Linked DNA regions of Homo sapiens: region 1 is linked to region 2. Evidence: read pairs that join two places in POLR2A ChIA-PET (ENCODE). Cell type or tissue: MCF 10A. All regions are shown on one strand. Each heading gives the region's core, and the rest is flanking DNA. Links, peaks and the distances in the headings are about the cores only.

Evidence for each region. ChIA-PET counts read pairs that join two places held together with the same protein. Peaks named below come from ENCODE experiments on the same cell type or tissue, not always from the same donor. Only the 100,000 strongest peaks of a DNase experiment are listed, where the experiment ranks them.
Region 1: POLR2A ChIA-PET joins it to region 2 with 5 read pairs; 3 of 35 experiments call an interaction of 5 or more read pairs at or near these places.

The regions. Positions count from the first base shown.
Region 1 is chr20:50,745,052-50,762,019 of GRCh38, forward strand. It overlaps PARD6B (par-6 family cell polarity regulator beta), which reads left to right. Exons shown (of 3, transcript NM_032521.3): 3 at 4,608-8,690. The coding sequence ends at 5,437. Among named protein-coding and RNA genes, the nearest start is that of PARD6B, 22 kb to the left of the region's middle. In MCF 10A, for the core only: no CTCF peak of the experiment used is centred there; no DNase peak of the experiment used is centred there.
Region 2 is chr20:50,854,465-50,858,464 of GRCh38, forward strand. All of the region lies in intron 4 of BCAS4 (breast carcinoma amplified sequence 4), which reads left to right. Among named protein-coding and RNA genes, the nearest start is that of BCAS4, 61 kb to the left of the region's middle. In MCF 10A, for the core only: no CTCF peak of the experiment used is centred there; a DNase peak (open chromatin) is centred at 1,817.

The DNA.
Region 1 (16,968 bases), core at 6,152-10,151, 100 kb before region 2:
GATTAATTTTTCTGTATTAGGAATGAAGGGGTCTGCAAAATTTGAATATCTAATTTGCTTTAAGTGATATTTAATCTTTTTAAAGTTGCCAGATCTGGCTGGGCGCAGTGGCTCACGCCTGTAATCCCAGCACTTTGGGAGGCCAAGGTGGGCGGATCGCCCAACGTCAGGAGTTCGCCACCAGCCTGACCAACATGGTGAAACCCTGTCTCTAATACAAAAATTAGCCGGGCATGGTGGTGCATGCTTGTAATCCCAGCTACTCGGGAGGCTGAGGAAGGAGAATCGCTTGAACCCAGGAGGTGGAGGTTGCAGTGAGCCGAGATCGTGTCATTGCACTCTAGAGCGAAACTCCGTCTCAAAAAAAAAAAAAAAAGTTGCCAGATCTATCTCATTTAACCATTTTATATTAGAGCAAGAGTTGGCAAACTAAGGCCTGTTGGCTGCTTTTGCATATAAAATTTTCTTGGAACAGGGTCTCACCATTGCCCAGATTGGAGTGCAGTGGTGCCATCTTAGCGTACTTCAGCTTCGACCTCTCAGGCTCAAGTGATCCTCCCACTTCAGCCTCCCAAGTAGCTTGGACTACAGGCACAAACAAACCACCATGCCCAGCTAATTTTTAAAATTATTTTTGTAGAGACAGGGTCCTGCTATGTTACCCAGGCTGGTCTTAAACTACTAAGCTGAAGCAGTCCTCTCACCTCGCCCTTCCAAAGTGCTGGGATTACAGGCATGAGCCATCATGCCTGGCCACATAATATTTTATGGATTGTCTGTGGCTGCTTTTACAAGAGTGATTATATAGCCTGTAATACCTAGACATTTACTGTCTGACTCTTGACAGAAAACGGTTGTCAACCCCTGGATTAGAACATTTTAAAACATTATTTCATTATTTGATTTCTTCCTCTGATCTTCAAGTGGGGCATAATCTTGAACTTTGTTGATGGCTGTACTATAATGGTTGCTGTTTTGTTACTGTATGGGGATACTGATGGAGCTTATGTAGAAGTTTTTTTTTTTTTCTAGATTTGCTTTTTACTCACTGTGAAGCTTTTATGTCTTACATCTGCCTGCCACCCACAAATGGATCCTTACCCTTTGCTCTGAATGTGTGGTTTATGACCCTCTATGAGCAAAGGAATGAGATTACTAGGCTTTTCAGAATTAATGTTTAAAGAGTAAGAGGTTCAGAGGGAAGCCCTGCAGGATAAGTGAAGAACAGCCACTATTTGTGTGTAAGAAAGTAAGACATCCAGTTTGACTATTTGGAGGCCTTCTAGGTGGATCCTTGTCTGTTCAGTTAGCCGAGATCATTGGCTGAAGAAAAGGCTTGGGATAAATGCGGTGCTGCTGTATCAGCCCATATCATGTACTGTTGCATAAGTGAATTTATACAAGTGGACAGTTGCTATGATCAAGTTTTCAAACTTTCCATCTCATTCTGAGTTTAATGCTCTGATAGTGTTCAGGTAGAAAGTCAACTCCAATTCCTTGTGGACATTCACCTTTACACTTTAACACCCTGAACCCTGGCTTTCTGCCAAAATATTTTCTTTCCCAGTGGCTGGAAACTGATTAGCTAGATGGGAGAACAAAGGTGGCTTTGTACTGGGGCATATTGCTTTTGAGAATTTAGCAGAGAGCATTCAAATGGAGTCTGGATGTGATGCCAAATTATGCAGATTTGGAGTTTATTTTGGTTAGGTTTCCCATGAGTAGGTATGTAGGCAACGTAATACTGTTCTCAGTTTATATGGTCTGGAATTTCCCTTATAAATGTTATATAGGCTTTCCTTATTGATTGTTTTAAAACACAAATATGTATGATTTTGAGAAAACACATTACCAGAAGACTATTCTTGATAGGTTTTTTTGCCAAAAAGATTGTTGTACCAATGGATTTATATCCAAAGCCATATTATAAATACATTTCTGTCTCTGTAAGAGCCCAATGCAAATACTTATAAATGATTACAAGTGTCCCCAAGGGGAAAAAAATGCCAAAAAAATAAGATACCCGTAACCTTATATATTTATCTGAAACTAGGTTTTGAAGAGTGTTCACGCAGCATCAGAAAAGAATACTAAAGCTCCCCATACTCTGACATAATTGATACTTGGCATTCATTATTGTGACTTGGAAGATACTAGCCTCGTAAGAAAACCTGGGCTCTAGTTCTTTCTGTGTAACTTACGTTGTACCCTTAATTTATTGGTTATAAAGTGAAGATGATAATAGTTTAGCAATGAGGGGGTTTAGGATTAAACAAGAGAATATGAGTTGAAGCGCTATACAAACGCAAGATGGTGAGATTGGTGTTTTCTGTGGCAGCAGCTGAGACTAGGATTTTCAACTATTTTGTGGAGGAGGAGGGAAGCCATTTATTTTTTGTTGTTGTCTTTTCTTTTCTTTTTCTTTTTTTCTTTCTTTCTTTTTTTTTTTTTTTTTTTTTTTGCCTAGCCACTGGAAAACCAGGGAGAGGCATTATTGAAGTTGTTGTGTTTTTTTTTTAATTCATGTAAATTTCACTTTTTAGTTTATCCTCATTGTAGTTATTTTTGAAAATACTATTTTAACTTTTGTTTCTGCTGTTAGTTTCATTTTCTGTTTTACCTCTCATTCTCTGATGAAATGTTTTGTTTATAGACTATCTTCCTTCAGCCATATAATTTAACCATATCTGGTGTTAGGTGTTCTGTTTTCCCTTTTAGTTTATTATTTAATTAGGCGGCAGTATTTAAAGATCGCAAGATTTTGCCTAAAAACAAGACTTTCTGGCATGAAGAAAATCTGCGAGGAACTGAGAAGCAGCTATGCCATCTAAATGAGGCAGGAGCTCTCCAGTTTGCCAGAGTCCTACTACTTCCTATTGTCTGTGTCACCACCACTGAGGACAAAATACCATTGAACTTTATGCATAGTTTTTCACACAGTAAAGAAAAAAGTTAAAACTCCACCTTTGCCTCTTTCAAAATGAAAATGAGAGATCAAGAATTCCTGCTGGGCGAGGTGGCTCACACCTGTAATCCCAGCACTTTGGGAAGCTGAGGCAGGTGGATCACCTGAGGTCAAGAGTTCCATCAAGACCAGCCTGGCCAACATAGTGAAACCGCATCTCTACTGAAAATACAAAAATTATCTGGGCATAGTGGCGCATGCCTGTAATCCCAAGCCACTTGGGAGGCTAAGGCAGGAGAATCGCTTGAACCTGGGAGGCGGGGGTGGCAGTGAGCTGAGATCATGCCTCTGCACTCCAGCCAGGACGACAGAGCGAGACTCCGTCTCAAACAATAGCAACAGAAAACTGAGGGAGAGTGTTTATTTGCAGAATACCAAAATTCCGAAGTGTTTGTTTGATATGCATCAGCATCAATTACATTATCTGCCCACTCAGCCTCTGATATTGGTATATGATTTTACTCTCTGATTTACCTTGAGAATCAAATATCCCACTTCAAGTATTTGAGTTGAATATGATAAACATGCAAATTGCAGGCGTGTTTTTGTTTTGTTACCGAGGCTGGAGTGCAGTGATCATAGTGCGCTGCAGACCTGAATCCTGGAGTGAAGCCATCCTCCCATCTCAGCCTCCCAAGTAGCCGGGACTCCAGGCAGACGCTACCTACCACACCTGGCTAATTTTTTTTTACTTTTCATAAAGACAGGGTCTCACGCTGTTGCCCAGGCTGGGCTCAAGTGATCCACTCACCATGGCCTCCCAAAAAAGCACTGGGATTATAGACGTGAGGCACCACGCCCAACCACATTACAAGTTTTTTAAACAAGTGAAGGAAAAATGTATTTTAAGTAACTGGTTTAAAATGATGTTTTAAGGCCGGACACAGTAGCTCTCACCTGTACTCCTAGCACATTGAGAGGCTGAGGCGGGAGGATCTCCTGAGGCCAGGAGTTCAAAACCAGCCTGGGCAACATAGCAAGACCCTATTCAAAAAAAAGTAAAAATACATATATATTTAATGATGTTTAAGAATATGTAAGATCTGGCCAGGTGCGGTGGCTCACGCCTATAATTCCAGCACTTTGGGAGGCCGAGGTGGGTGGATCATGAGGTCAGGAAATCGAGACCATCCTGGCTAACACGGTGAAACCCCATCTGTACTAAAAATACAAAAAGTTAGCCAGGCCTGGTGGCACACACCTGTAGTCCCAGCTACTCGGGAGGGTGAGGCAGGAGAATTGCTTGAACCCGGGAGGCGGAGGTTGCAGTGAGCCGAGGTCACGCCACTGCACTCCAGCCTGGTCGACAGAGCGAGACTCCATCTCAAAAAAAAAAAAAATATGTAAGATCTATCATAGTTTCATTTGCCATATTTAATGTTTAAAAGTGAATGAGCTCTATCAAATTTAACTTCAACATTGGTTTATTTTGTGATGTGTATTTGAGATGGCCACCTAGTGGTTTTTTCTGGTATGGCATTTTACTACTGTACTAGATTATGATCTGATTAGAATAAGCTTATTAGCTAGTTTGTTTATATACCAAATATATTTTGAGTTATCCTTTCTGTACAGATTCAGCTGCAAGTGAATAGATATTTTTACAGCATTTCTATAATTATTTTGTTTTATTTTTAAACAGAAGAAGCAGACTACAGTGCCTTTGGTACAGACACGCTAATAAAGAAGAAGAATGTTTTAACCAACGTATTGCGTCCTGACAACCATAGAAAAAAGCCACATATAGTCATTAGTATGCCCCAAGACTTTAGACCTGTGTCTTCTATTATAGACGTGGATATTCTCCCAGAAACGCATCGTAGGGTACGTCTTTACAAATACGGCACGGAGAAACCCCTAGGATTCTACATCCGGGATGGCTCCAGTGTCAGGGTAACACCACATGGCTTAGAAAAGGTTCCAGGGATCTTTATATCCAGGCTTGTCCCAGGAGGTCTGGCTCAAAGTACAGGACTATTAGCTGTTAATGATGAAGTTTTAGAAGTTAATGGCATAGAAGTTTCAGGGAAGAGCCTTGATCAAGTAACAGACATGATGATTGCAAATAGCCGTAACCTCATCATAACAGTGAGACCGGCAAACCAGAGGAATAATGTTGTGAGGAACAGTCGGACTTCTGGCAGTTCCGGTCAGTCTACTGATAACAGCCTTCTTGGCTACCCACAGCAGATTGAACCAAGCTTTGAGCCAGAGGATGAAGACAGCGAAGAAGATGACATTATCATTGAAGACAATGGAGTGCCACAGCAGATTCCAAAAGCTGTTCCTAATACTGAGAGCCTGGAGTCATTAACACAGATAGAGCTAAGCTTTGAGTCTGGACAGAATGGCTTTATTCCCTCTAATGAAGTGAGCTTAGCAGCCATAGCAAGCAGCTCAAACACGGAATTTGAAACACATGCTCCAGATCAAAAACTCTTAGAAGAAGATGGAACAATCATAACATTATGAAACCGTGGTTTGAATGTTTTCAGAGTGAGGATGCCATGAGGACTTGTACATTTGGCTAGTTTAAAAGCATATATACCTCTGACCAGTGACGTGGAATAGGCATGAGACGAGTAACGTTGCAAGCTTACAATATTATTAAAGTAGTAGTTTGATAATTGTTAATATAAACTTTGGTGGATCAGAGGTGAATTTAAGTCCAAAACAAAGGGGCCTTTGCTGATGAAGTTACGTGCTTTTGCTGTTTTGTCTGTGGAGAATCAGATGTTAAAGCACATTCTTGGAACTATGTGAGAAGACTAGATCATTTCTGTTGGAAGTGGTTGCATATTTAACCTGCTGTGCAGAGCCCAGTTAATTTTTCCTTTAACTGTATTTTTAAAATTCTAATGTGAAGTCTGATTCTCTCTTGTGGTACATTGGGGACCTCAGCTCTTAAAGGTCTCATGTTCCCAATATTTTATTTTGATTTTTTTTTTTTTTTTTTTTTTTTTTTTTTTTAGTGACTGGGTCTCACTCTGTTGCCCACACTGGAATGCAGTGGCATGATCACAGCTCTCTGCAGCCTCAATCCCCTGGGCTCAAGCAGTCCTCCCACCTCAGCCTCCTGAGTAGCTGGGACCATAGGCACATACCACCACATCTGTCTACTTTTTGTATTTTTTGTAGAGACAGGGTTTCGCCATGTTGCCCAAGTTGGTCTTGAACTCCTGGGCTTAAGCAGTCCTGCCTCGGCTTCCCAAAATGCTAGGATTAGAGCCACCATGCCCAGCCTATTTTGATTTTTGTTTTTTTATGTTCCTTTCTAATAAATTGTAACAAATGATGTTCTCAAGTACATTTCCAGTTTCTTTTCTTTTCTTTCTTTTTTTTTTTTTTTTTTTTTTTGAGATGGAGTCTCGCTCTATCGCCCAGGCTGGAGTGCAGTGGCGCGATCTTGGCTCACTGCAAGCTCTACCTCCTGGGTTCACACCATTCTCCTGCCTCAGCCTCCCAAGTAGCTGGGACTACAGGCGCCTGCCACCATGCCTGGCTAATTTTTAGTAGAGACGGGGTTTCGCAGTGTTAGCCAGGAAGGTCTCAATCTCCTGACCTCCTGATCCGCCCGCCTCGGCCTCCCAAAGTGCTGGGATTACAGGCGTGAGCCACCGCGCCCAGTTGTGCATTTCTGGTTTCTAAGAATCAAACCACTTGGCTGTTTTTAGGAGTTACTTCCCATGTTATAAAGCTGAGGAAGCTTTTTTTTTTTTTTTTTGAGACAGAGTCTCTGTCACCCAGGCTGGAGTGCAGTGGTGCAATCTCAGCTCCCGGGTTCAAGCAATTCTCCTGCCTCAGCCTTCTGAGTAGCTAAGATTACAGGTGTGCGCCAACACGTCTGGCTTATTTTTTTGTATTTTTAGTAGAGATGGAGTTTCACCATGTTGGTCAGGTGGGTCTCAAACTCCTGACCTCAAGTGATCCGCCCATCTCCTCCCAAAGTGCTGGATTGCAGGCATGAGCGCCTAGCCAGGAAGCTATCTTTTCTTGAGTTATGAAACTTTGCAACAGTTGTTCAAATTGGTGTTTGTCCTTCCTATAGCTTTCATATTTTCAAATTAATTCTGTATGGCTATATAATTTATGTTTTAAAAGGCAATTCTCTTGACTTTGGAAATATGGAAGTCTCTCCTTTAACCTATTCTTGTTCCCATTCCCAGTCTCATTTGAAATCATTCCTTTTATTGTTAGTGTGTGTATTTTTGTTGGTGTGCTTTTAATGCATCCAAGTATGCATCATTTTGGATAAAAAATACATCCAAATTAAGATGTTTTAACACATAGGACAAACTTGTGCACTTTTTATGCCAAAAAAAAAAAAAATTGGGTTTTCCTTCATGGGATTTCTAGAAACACTGCCTACACTTTATGAAAACTACATAGTATTCACCTGTGACAGGTAGAGTTTATCACTATTAATTTTATGAGGCTATTTATTACTTTCCAATGCATCCACTTAGAACAAGCTAAGAGTAAGGCTGCTAACTTTAATTCCTTGCCTGATTTTATTGTACAGTGTGCACAAGCACAATGGTATGCTTGTATATAGAAACTAAAAATACTATGAAGTACATAAGTTCCCTATGGCTTATGGAGAGTTATTTATTAATTAACTTTATGGTAGGGCTAGTATGAATACCTTTTTAACAATTGTGTGCTATTACAACAATGAAGATTCAAATGACTCCGCTTTGAAGGATGTTTTCTCTATATGGTAAAATATATATGAAGAAGTCTTGATTACGTGAAGATCACTTGACTCAGAATACTTCAATGTATTTTGTTCACATTACCACTAAGCATATTATCAGTAAACTATTAACTGACTGCACATTATGTAATACGTTGTACTTTTTGTTGAATTCACCGAAGTTCTTCCATTTATATGCTATTTTTAATGGCATTCCGGCTTTAACATTCTGTGAGTCTTACAAATTTGACTCTTGAATGGCAAAATAATGTTAGTATGTAGAAGGTTAACTTTCATTTATAATATAAGTGGTGCAGGGGTTCAACATTTTAAGTAAAAATATTTTTACACACTACCTCTCTCTTTTTTTTTTTAAAGTTTTAACATCAGAACTTTTGGGGGAAAAACTACTTCAGGGCTTGACTTTTTGTACAAATTTTAACTGTAAAATACAGATTTATCTTGTACGCATTCATGGAAATGGAAATCAAAGCTGCTATTGCTTTTTATTTTAATTATCCTGTTAAGGGTATCTATCAATGGTATTTTCAAGTAGATCTCTGTTTCTTAAATTATTGGTGAAATAATTGATTACTAGATATATTGTAAAACCAATAGATCCTGGTTATACGATAAAATATCAGCTCATTGGTAGGCTGAATCAATTATTTCAAGTGCACCTTATTAACAAAAGTATCAGTGGATCCAACATAAAATTTTATAGTACTAAATGTCAAGCCTAACTGTGAATTTTGTTCTGTATCTTAAGTAAATTTATGATAATGTTCTCGAGCTATCAACAAAATATATGTACTTTTGTGAGCTATGAATTTTCTAATTAAATTTTACATGCTATAACATGATTTTTACATGAATGATACTTTGTTTATAACTATCAAATGTCAGTATTTTACTACAATTTTATTATAAAGTGTACATTATCACTAAATGAACTTCGATTTTAAAAATCAAATTAGCTTTAGTTGTATATTATTTTTTACAAATAAAGATAGACTTGTATAAAGGCTACTTTCTTGTTTGAAATTATATGAAAAGTTGCCCACAAATACCAGGTGCCCATTATATAAAATAGGTAGGGAGAAAACCCTTGAGTTTTAACAAGATCCTTGCTTCCTTAACTTTTAATTGTTAAAAGATGGACCCCAAATTGTATGTGCACTTTTTGCAACTGTGTATGACCATATGGCTATGGGCTGGATGGTAACTTTTAAAATGTGGTTAATTCTGATAGTGTGAAAGGTTATGCAAGCTATTCACCCAAAGTTATCTTTAAGATTATTTGAAACTAGTTTGTAATGTGACAGCTTATCTTCTGAAATTCAAATTCACTTAGTTATACTTAATTAATATTACCATCTATCTAGTATGGCCTATGTTGATTGAATTCAATTTATACTGAAAAACTTAAAATGTCTGAGAAAAAGGCCAGGCATGGTGGCTCATGCCTGTAATCCCAGCACTTTGGGAGTCTGAGGCAGGCGGATCATGAGGTCAGGAGTTGGAGACCAGCCTGGCCAACATAGTGAAACCCTGTCTCTACTAAAAATAAAAAAAAAATTAGCTGAGCTTGGTGGCGCACACCTGTAGTCCCAGCTACTTGGGAGGCTGAGGCAGGAGAATCGCTTGAACCGGGGAGGCGAGGGTTTTGGTGAGCTAGGATCACGCCACTGCACTCCAGCCTGGGCAACAGGGTGAGACTCCATCTCAAAAAAAGAAAAAAAAAGGTCTGAGAGAAAGAACAACCTTTCCTGAGCCATTTCTAATTCCAAATTAGCCACCCTGTCATCAGCTTAGTTGGTCATTGCACTAACTCTTCTGCCAACAAGTTTAGAGGACAATAGGACAATCCTAATTCCTTCCCTCCAAGTTAAAAACACTAAAAATCCCGAGTATAAATGGAACATCGTGCACACAGAACTCTTCACACCTTTGATTGGGTTGCATTCAGTACCCGATATTCATCTCTGGGTTTTGAGTCCGTGAAACAATGGTGCAGAATTAAAACATCCCTTTCATTCCCAAAAAATGACCCCAATGCAATTTGCATCTTTGTTTTTTTTCTTTTTTTGAGATGGAGTCTCACTCTGTTGCCCAGGCTGGAGTGCAGTGGCACTATCTCGGCTCACTGCAAGCTCCGCCTCCCAGGTTCTCGCCATTCTCCTGCCTCAGCCTCCCGAGAAGCTGGGACTACAGGCGCCCGCCACCACGCCCTGCTAATTTTGTTTGTATTTTTAGTAGAGACGGGGTTTCACCGTGTTAGCCAGGATAGCCAGGATGGTCTCGATCTCCTGACCTCGTGATCCGCCCGTCTTGGCCTCCCAAAGTGCTGGGATTACAGGCGTGAGCCACCGCGCCCAGCCTTGCAATTTGCATCTTAAATCACTGTTGCTTCCTAGTTTCCAGTGCTGAGTAAGAGCTTGATTAAATTTGATTTTGAGGAAAAACTAAAGTTACAAAAATTTACCAAAAACCAGACCTCTCTGTTCTGCCTTTAGGTGCTCAAGTGTTTAACAGCAACTGACAGAACCACTTCTGATTGTGTTTCCCTTCTTTTAGTTTGATGTGGGGTTTAAATTGGAAGTATGTATACCAGCGACTTGGCAGCTGAGTTCTAAGCACAGTTTTGGGAGTGTTTTGCTGTTAAACATGGAAAGCCTTTGTTTTTATCTTGTGATGGCATATCACGTGATGATGATGGCTGTTATCTGTAGGGTAAAGCAAAACCCAGTGCCTCCTAGCTATGATCACATAACATGCTAAATACTTAAGTACTCTCAGAAAAGATATTTTGGAAACCAAAATAAGTCTTCATTGCCCAAACGAAGTATATGTGCAGTCAAATGACTGTCATTGGGTGGATAACTGGGCATTAGAAGGTAAATATAAAGGAAATTAATCGGTTAAAAGATCCTTAATGCCGGGCGTGGTGGCTCACGCCTGTAATCCCAGCACTTTGGGAGGCCGAGGCGGGCGGATCACGAGGTCAGGAGATCAAGACCATCCTGGCTAACACGGTGAAACCCCGTCTCTACTAAAAACACACACACAAAAATATTAGCCGGGCATGGTGGCGGGCGCCTGTAGTCCCAGCTACTCGGGAGGCTGAGGCAGGAGAATGGCGTGAACCTGGGTGGCGGAGCTTGCAGTGAGCCGAGATCGCGCCACTGCACCCCAGCCTGGGTGACAAAGTGAGACTCCATCTCAGAAAAAAAAAAGATCCTTAATATGTCTACCAAATTCTTCCCTAAAAACAAGACTTAGATAATATTTTAAAAGCTAATGTGTTTATCCAGTTGCTTTACAACACAATTGTATTTTATAAGTTAATATTAAAATTCAATGGAGTTTGTATTTTATTTACAAACTATAGGTGTTTTTCCACTTATAAAAGCTCTCTTTTGGGAATTAAGTTTACTCTGAAAGCAGTATTCTCTGTGTAATAGAAAATAAAGAAAATTTAATACCCTTATTATCTAGTTCATTATAATCCCAAGGGATGGATAACAAGATAATACAGCATAAGTAAAGATAACTTTTTAAAAATAATTTTCAGTCATATAAATAATGTGCAAATTCGTTCTCCATATTTAAAAAAAAGTACAGAAAAAGCTAAAGTCTTTTGGCAGTACCATGCACATTTATCCATACCATATTCTGTTACAAAAAGGAATTGTGGCTTAAAATAAGAGTGACTATAATTTATAATCCAAATTGGGACACTTTTGAGAATGAATGGGTTTGCCACGAACTATGCCAGTAGAACAGGCTCGGACCAGATCTGTCTCAGGTAGACTGCAATATGGGTCACCCTGTTATAGGGTCTCTCAAAATTTTTTTTAAAAAACTGCAATACACAGTAAGAAATGCATTGAACACTATAATCCAGGACACACACACTATGTTTTCATACAGTAATGAAAAATGCTCTGATTTTCTATTTCACTTTTGTAGGATGTGTATTGGAACATTCCAAAAACAATGTCAGGATGCCCTGTTTGAAAACACTGTGAAGTGCTTTACTTTTCACTTGAGATATTTGCCATGGGAAAGACTATCATATTTTTCCCTAAAGGAGAATAAAGGTACTGTATTATCTGCTTGCTAGCTTTTTTGTTTGTTTGTTTGTTTTGAAATAATTTCCAACGTAGAAAAGAGCTGCATGAAAAGCATAACCTTTGTCCAGGTTATATCCTCATTTGCTATCTGTGTATTTTTTCCTGAACCACTTCAGAATTAGTTAAAGAGATTCTCCCCTTTTATCCCCTTTAGACTTAGGCATATATTTTCTAAGAACAAGGACATTCTCTTATATTTTTTCTTATACAACCCCAATTATCAAATTCAAAAAAGTTAACATTGCTACAATATTATCTAATATATAAGCAATACTAGAATCTCATCAATTGACCTAGTGATGTCCTTTACAGAAATTTTTTCCTTTTATCCAGGATCCAACCCAGAATAAGACATTGAGTTGTCTCATCTCTTTTGGCCCCTTTAATCTGGAGCAGTTCTTCAGCTTTTCTTTGCCTTTCATAATATTGACATTTCTGAACAGTAAAGATAAATTGTTTCATAGACTGTCCCTCAGTTGGGGTTTATCTGTTTCCTCATAATTAGATTCAAGTGGCTGGGCGTGGTGGTTCACACCTGTAATCCCAGCACTTTGGGAGGCCGGGGCGGGTGGATCACTTGAGGTCGGGAGTTGAAAAGCCTGCCCAACATGGTGAAACCCCATCTCTACTAAAAATACAAAAAATTTAGTTGGGCTTGGTGGTGGACATCTGTAATCCCAGCTACTCGGGAGGCTGGGGCAGGAGAATCACTTGAACCCGGGAGGCGGAGATTGCAGTGAGCCAGGATCACACCACTGCACTCCAGCCTGGATGACAGAGCAAGACTCCATCTCAAAGAAAAAAAAAAAATAGATTTAAGTTATGCGTTTTTATCAGGAATATTACATAGGTGATGTTATATCTTTATTTCACCATGTCAACAGGTACATCATATCAGTTTGATTCAATATTGGTTTATCAAGTGAGAAGTGATTTGGAAAAAATAAAATAAAATATATTGCCAGGTCTGGTGGCTCATGCTTGTAACCCCAGCACTTCGGGAGGCTGAGGTGGAAGGATCATTTGAGCCTAGAAGTTCGAGAGCAGCCTGGGCAACATAGGGAGACCCCGTCTCTACAAAAAATACAAAAACTAGCTGGGCATGGTGGCATGCACCTGTGGTCCCAGCTACTGAGGAGGCTGAGGTGGGAGGATCGCTTGGGCCCAGGAGGTCGAGGCTACAGTGAGCTGTGAGCTATGAGTGCCACTGCACTCCAGCCTGGGTGACAGAGAAAGCCCTGTCTCAAAAAATAAATGAGATGTTCTAATTATTCTTGTGCTCATTAAAAACGTGAATGGAGCCAGGTACAGTGACTCACACCTGTAATCCTAGCACTTTGGGAGGCTGAGGGGGGCAGATCACTTGAGGTCAGGAGTTCCAGACCAGCCTGGCCAACACGGCGAAACCCTGTCTCTACTTAAAATAGAAAAATTAGCTGGGTTGTGGTGGCAGCCCTCTGTAATCCCAGCTACTCAAGAGGCTGAGGTAGGAGAATTGCTTGAACCCAGGATGTGGAGGTTGCAGTGAGCCGAGATCGTGCCACCGCACTCCAGCCTGGATGACAGAGCTAGATTCTGTCTCAAAAAAAAAAAAGAAAAAGAAAAAGAAAACCTGAATGGATCCAGATGAAAGACATGTGTTTTCTATATCCATGTGTTCCGCATCTTTGATTGTTTTCCTTTTGAAGAAACAATAGAAAATGGTGACCTGGCACCAGTATTCTCGAATGTCCTTTGCTTAACCACATTTCTGAACTCAGTAATGACTTTCTCTGGCATTGGTCTGAATGAAAAGAAAGCACCCAAATGATACCTAAATCTGTGACTAATGGGGCTGGTCAGTAGTCAGAGTGTTCAGAGTGGGAGGATGTTGCCTTGGGATTCTTTGGCTTGTGAATACACCTAACTCCAATTGACGTCTAACTTAGATTCAAAGGAATGGATTGGCTCGTGTAACTGAAAAATCAGGGCTAAGATTTCAGCACAGATCGGACACAGTGCCATCTGATAGAATTTTCTGCTTTGTCCAGAGGGGAGTCACTAGCCCCCATGTGGCTGCTGCATACTTGAGGTGTGGCTAGTGCAACTGAGAAACTGGATTTCAAATTACATGTCATTTTAATTAATTTAAATGTTAATAGCCACATGTAGACAGTGGCTACTGTATTATTTTACAGCACAAACTGGAATCCCTCTCCATTTCTTGCTTTTGTTTTCCCCTGTTACCTTTTTTCCCTTAGGCCAAGTCCCTCCTTATGGTGGCAAAGATGGCCTCCAGCAACCCTGGCAACATTCCGTCACATTACCAACCACCTGGCAGGGAGCCTGTCTTCCCCCATGGTGACAGCCAAAGCCCAGAGACCACCCTCACTGACCCTGTCTCAGTCATGTGCCCATCCCTAACCCAATCCCTATAACTCCTAATTGTCCTAGTCTGGGTCATGGGCCCAATTCTGGACCTATTGAGGGAGGGATGGTCCCCTAAAGAAAAATCAGGGATCAGCCAGGTGCAGTGGCTCACGCTTATAATCCCGGCACTTTGGGAGGCTGAGGCAGGTGGATCACCTGAGGTCAGGGGTTTGAGACCAGCCTGGCCAATATGGTGAAATCCTGTCTCTACTAAAAATACAAAAATTAGTCAGGCATGGTGGCGGACGCCTGTAATCCGAACTACTTGGGATGCTGAGGGAGGAGAATCGTTTGAACCCGGGAGGCAGAGTTTGCAGTGAGCCGAGATTGCAGCACTGCCCTACAGCCTGGGCAACAAGAGCAAAACTCCATCTCAAAAAAAAAAAAAAAAAAAAATCAGGGATCAGGGTTCTGTTACCACAAGAAAGAGGAAGAACTACAGGGGAGGGAACACAGTGGGTATCACTTGCAGCTTTTTTTCTTTTTTCTTCGCTCTGTTACCAGGCTGAAGTATAGTGGTGCAATCATAACTCACTGCAGCCTCAAACTCCTGGGCTCAAGCAATCCTCCCACCTCAGCCTCCTGAGTATCTGGGACTATGGATGCGTGCCGCCACACTCAGCTAATATTTTTCGGAGAGACAGGGTCTCACTATGTTGCCTGGGCTAGTCTCGAACTCCTGGCCTCAAGCAATGCTCCTGCTGCCTTGTAGATTTAGAGTATTTGGGAACACATTTTTTATAAAATGTCCTGCACAAAGTAAATTGGGGACAGAGAGCAGTGCTCTATCAAAGGAAAATGGTGGAAATTAAATACAGAGACCAGTGGCAGTGTTCTACCTTTAAAGGAAAAACTTAAAACTCCTGACAGCGACTATACTAGGACTTCTGTTTTCAAGTGTTATTGCTTATTTTGATTCTATTTTAAATACATCTGCTGAGATGGGCAGATCACTTGAGCCCAGGAGTTTGAGCAACATAGCAAGACCTCATCTCTACAAAAAATTTCTTAAATTAGCCAGGCATGGTGGTGCACACCTGTAGTCCCAGCTACTCAGGAGGCTGACTGAGACAGGAGGATTGCTTGAGCCTTGGAGTTTGAGGCTGCAGTGAGCTATGATCATGCCACTGCAATCCAGCCTGGGCCAGAGCAAGATTTGTCTCTAAAAAACAGAAAAGAAAAGAAAAGAAAAAAATATATATATATGAAATAAATCTGACATAAATTGAATATATAAAGAATATATAAATGCAATATAAACTTCAATCTGAAATGGCAGTTTCAAATCCTATTACTTTCAAAGTATAGAAATGATAGGACCATGGGTCTCAGAGAGGAGGTTGCAAATTCAAATGCCCAAAGGGCCAGAGTGGGGCAGGGCAGGTGGGGCTGGTAAACAGGAGATGCCCGCCCCCAGCAAGGCAGGGGCCACCACATTCGATGGTTGTCATTTGGGTATGTGTGGGCCCAGTGTTGTCAGCTCTTATAACTTTTTTTTTTTTTTTTTTGAGACTGAGTTTTGCTCTTGTTGCCCAGGCTGGAGTGCAATGGCACAATCTTGGCTCACCGCAACCTCTGCCTCCCAGCTTCAAGCGATTCTCCTGCCTCAGCCTCCCAAGTAGCTGGGATTACAGGCATCTGCAACCATGCCCGGCTAATTTTTTGTATTTTTAGTAGAGATGGAATTTCACCATGTTGGCCAGGCTGGTCTTGAACTCCTGACCTGAGGTGATCCACCTGCCTCAGCCTACCAAAGTGCTGGGATTACAGGCGTGAGCCACCACGCCCGGCCCTGCTTATCCAGATTTTCATAAGAAATGTCCTTTTTTTTTTTTTTTTTTTTTTTTGAGACGGAGTCTCGTTCTTCTGCCCTGGCTGGAGTGCAGTGGCAAGATCTTGGGCTCACTGCAACCTCTGCCTCCTGGGTTCAAGCACTTCTCCTGCCTCAGCCTCCCGAGTAGCTGGGACTACAGGCACGTGCCACCACGCCCAGCTAATTTTTGTATTTTTAGTAGAGACGGGCTTTCACCATGTTGGCCAGGATGGTCTCAATCTCTTGATCTCGTGATCCGTCCACCTCGGCCTCCCAAAGTGCTGGGATTACAGGCATGAGCCACCGCTCCTGGCCGAGAATCCCCCTTCCTAAATTGGTAAAATCTGATTCATCAGAATTGCAATTTTGATCAAAGCCAGTAACTCCTCACACAAATCCTTCTATGTGTGCAGAAAGTGAGCGTCTGAAAACTCCAGGCGGAGTTTTTGCGCTAGGTTATCTACCAGAAGAAAGGACAAGAAAGGCTAGAATTTGACTAATGGTTCCACCCCCCAGATTGTATCAGCACAGCATTCCTCTTTCACTCAGTCTCTTAGCAATGCTTGCAACTACAAGGAAACAGCATTCATACCATTGTTTCTAAGACCTGAAGCAGGTTACATTCAAACCCAGCACTGTTCTTATAGAACATAAGAGTTTTGTTCCCAGGCTGCTTCTCTGCCAGCATGTGATACCCTTCAATAAATGGTAGGTAAGTTGCATATCAGGTTTTCTCCTGCATTCCCAGAGGGCTTCAGCTGCTGTCTCAGGTATGAACCCAAAATGACTCAGGCAAAAATGTGTATGCTTAGTGACTCAGAAACTAAATCATTAACTTGGTAAGTACATGCACGGGTAAGGAGGAATTCAAGGAGAGACTTAGAACATAGGCCTTCCAGTAATGCCACTGATGATGACTGCCTGAGTACAGCAACGCTGAACGGTGTCA
Region 2 (4,000 bases), core at 1-4,000:
TACTCACCTGCTCAGCTGCTGTGTAGTGAGGCAAGTTGCTATCATTGGCCCCATTTTATAAAGAGCAACTGAGGCAGCAGGAGGTGGAGCTTCTCCCCACAGTCAGCGGGAGGAGGTAGAAGAGGTGTCCCCAGGCTGCCTGGCTCCAGAGCCTGCAGTCCTGAGCTCCAGGCTGCCTGAAGGGATTCACTTATGCACTTGGCACAGCGCTAGCACATAGTAGGTGCTCAGTTAGGGTGGGCTGCGAGGATTGCTTTTGTAGACAGCTCTCTCTGGAGGGGCTGATTGTTCCAAACCCCCCCCACCATGCGGCACCGTAGGTGTGTCTCTGACGTCTTCAAGGCTGCCAAAGCCAAGTCCTGAAGCTGCTTTTTACAGAATAACCTGTCGCCTGCTTCCTGCCATGCGCTGATGTCGGCCACCATGGATCTCGCCTGCAGGAATTGAATGGAGTGGCTCACTCGCCTCTGAGCTGCTGCCCATCTGGGTCAGCCCCTCCACACTGCTCATGCCAGGAGCACGCCGGTGCTCAGGGGTGGCCGGGTTCGTGGTGTGTCTCAAGCCATGCTGGGTCATGAGGGGTTGGGCTAGCCACGCCCACCTGGGCACACCCGCCAGGGGTGTCTTGGGTCCCACCTCTCCCACTTCCTCCCATCTTCAGCCCTCCATTCCATCTTGACCACTGGGGGAGGGGCCCAGGCAAGGCCCCACCCTCACCCCCAGCCCTGCTTGGTGGAGATTTCGGCCTCTGGCTCTGCATCCCCAACAATTCTGTTTCCTGCTGTCTCTCTTCCCATCTCCATCTCTGTTGGTATTCTGGTCTGTCTCTATCTTTGTGTCACTGCCTGGATCCATGTCTCTTGCGTTCATCTTGCTTGTCTCTGCGTCTCTCCATGTGTCTCTGCATCCCTATCTGTGCCACTCCATCTCCTCGTCTCTCCTGCCTGTGTCTCTGTCCCATGTCTCTCTGTGTGTCACCTACACAATCACAAACCTTCACTGTGCCCCCTGTCCCCCAGGCCACAATCCTCGCATCCCCCTTCGTGCCCCACCTCCACCTGCATCTCTGGCTCCTCCAAGAGACCTTCCTGGGACCCCTTCCTCCTCAGACTGGAAGGGGAAGGGGAAGGGTGTGGGCCGGCAGGGCTAGGACAGGTCTGAGTCTGTCTGCCGTCCACCAGCCTGGCCGGCCCAGGCTGGGCCGTGGGCACCCATTGCCCTTCTCTGAGCCCTGATGTCCACATCAGGGCATAAGTGCGCCCACAGGAGGGCCCCCCAGGGACGCTTTTGACTGTGTCACTAGAGAGCAACACTTGGTACGTGGGAACTGTTAGTAACAACAGCCATGAACCTGAGGATGAATAAATGGAGGACCTGGGTCCCCGCCTGGGCTTAGGGTCTCTCTGGAGAATAAAACTCACAGGCAGAAACTATCAGCGGATAATAACAAGGTGGGCTGCATGCATCTCACTTCCATGCCTCACAGAGAAAAAGAGGAACGAGCTCAAGGGAAGCTGCAGAGGACAGGCTGGGAAAGGCCTGCGGGAGGGAAGAGCCTGGCCCATGTGTGGCATTCGCAGCACAGCCCACGACAGGCTGCTGGGTCGCAGGCATTCCTGAGTGAGGTTGGGCCCGGCAGGGGATGGCAGGTGTGATCGGTGTCAGAACGCAGGTTCTGGAATCAAGCAGTGTGCAGAGGTGAGTCGTTTGTCAGTGCAGACTCCTGCCTGCTGCCTGCAGCTGTGGATTGGGTCTGGAAAAGGTGCAATCCCTTTGATGCCCACGGAGCCTGGGAAGTACTTGGCTCTGTTCCTGGTCAACTTTCTGCTGGGAAAATAAACCGTGTCTCATTAGGCAGTGAGTTCATCCCGATGCCTGTTCTGGCTGATAACATCACACCTTGTCATGCTGCCAGGCCCAAAGTCAAGGTCAAAGTTCCTGTTACTTAGGGAATCCTAATAATTAACCTGGGAACCTCAGCCGGAGAGGGAGATGCTGGTTTTTAAATGGAGTGAGAAGCTGGAGCAGGGAGGTGGCTGTTTCGGGGCTGGGCATCTCCAAGCACCAATTTCAAGGTGCCACCCTGATCAGGATTGGTGATCACAGTCTTCCAGCCTCCTTGTCCCTTTTGTGTCTGGTAGCTCTTTGCTGGCCTAGACCTGGCTCCAGAGGCCTTGGGCAGTGCCCCTGGAAGTGTGTGCATTGGTACGGGGCAGGAGGGGCTCAGATGACAGTGGTCAGTGCTTGGAGAGACATGGGGGCGCTGCTTGCAGGGCTGCCTGCCAGCATCTTTGTGCCTGACATGTGGCCTCCTATAAGCTCTCACTCTCTGGCCAGCAGTCATTTATTGAGCACCTACTGTGTGCCAGGCCCTCTGATTGATTGATTGATGAGTCACATCACTTAGTGGCTGAGAGATGTTCTGGCACTTGTAATTTTCAAGCCTCCTTGTAAGTTAAACATTGAAGCAGTATCAGAACTGGCTCCCGTAACTGTGATTTAGTTTAAATGTTCATATTTTGAAACTGAATGCATTTAATTACTTAAAATGCAACATTATAACATTGTACGTTTGTGCTGTTCACAAGCTAATGATGGCATTTTAGAAGCATATGAATTCAGGGAGCCCTGTTCAGAATGAAATGAGCCTTCACTCATTGAGCAGTATTTTCTTCCTTTTTTTTGAGACAGAGTTTCGCTCTTGTTGCCCAGGCCGGAGTGCAATGGCGCGATCTCAGCTCACCGCAACCTGGGCCTCCCGGGTTCAAGCAATTTTCCTGCCCCAGCCTCCCGAGTAGCTGGGATTACAGGCATGCGCCACCACACCTGGCTAATTTTGTATTTTTAGTGGAGACGGGGTTTCTCCATGCTGGTCAGACTGGTCTTGAACTCCGGACCTCAGGTGATCCGCCTGCCTCAGCCTCCCAAAGTGCTGGGATTACAGGCTTGAGCCACCTCACCCAGCTGAACGCTATTTTCTAAGCACTTTCCGTTATATGAGCATAATGCCCTATGAGGTAGGAGCAATTATTAGCCCCCATTTTTAGATGAGAAAACAGAGGCACAGAGAGGTTAGTAACTTGGCCAAGGTCACACAGCTAGGAAGGGGGACCGCTGCCATCTGAGGGATTTGGAAATGGGACAGTTTACTGCGCTGGATGAAGGGACTCTGCTCTCAATGCTAGCAGCTCTGGGGCTTTGGTGGGGGATGTCAAAGTGCAAATTCGAGGTCCTCTGTGACCCCCACCTCCACTTCCACCCTTATTCCCATAAGCAACATGAGTCTCACTGAGGGAATGGGCAGGTAGTGGGAAGCCTCTAAGGCTTTGTGCCCTGAGAAGTGAGTTATTCCCCATCAGCAGTCCCCCATTTCTGGTTCTGTTGAGAATGTCCATGGTGGGGTGAGGGTGGGCGGCTCAGCCAGCAGGATGTTCTCCTCTTTCCCTCTGTCTCTAGGGTTCTTGAGCCTGGAGACCACCCCACAGTGTTGCTGCCTGGAGCTTCCTTCCATCCACCTCCATGCCCATCCCGTCCCCACACAGTCCCCTCTTAGCCTGCTTGTCTGCTCCGGGAGCTGCCAAGAACTAGCAACTCCAGCCCCTGGGCCAGGCTTAACTCTGCTGCCAAACCTCCACCCCATCTTCATTCATTCATTCATTCAAGTTAGTACAGTAATCCCTGGTATCCATGGGGCTTGGCTCCAGGAACCCCTTTCAGTTATCAAAAATCCATGGGTGCTTGAGTCTCTAATACAGAGAATATATAGAGAGAATTTGCATATAACTTACATACATCCTTCCATATACTCTAAATCATCTCTAGATTACTTATAATACCTAATACAAAGTAAATGCTGGACGGGCATGGTGGCTCACACCTGTAATCCCAGCACTTTGGGAGGCCGAGGTGGGTGGATCATCTGAGGTCAAGAGTTTGAGACCAGCCTGGCCAACATGGTGAAACCCTGTCTGTACTAAAAATAGAAAAATTAGCCGGGCAT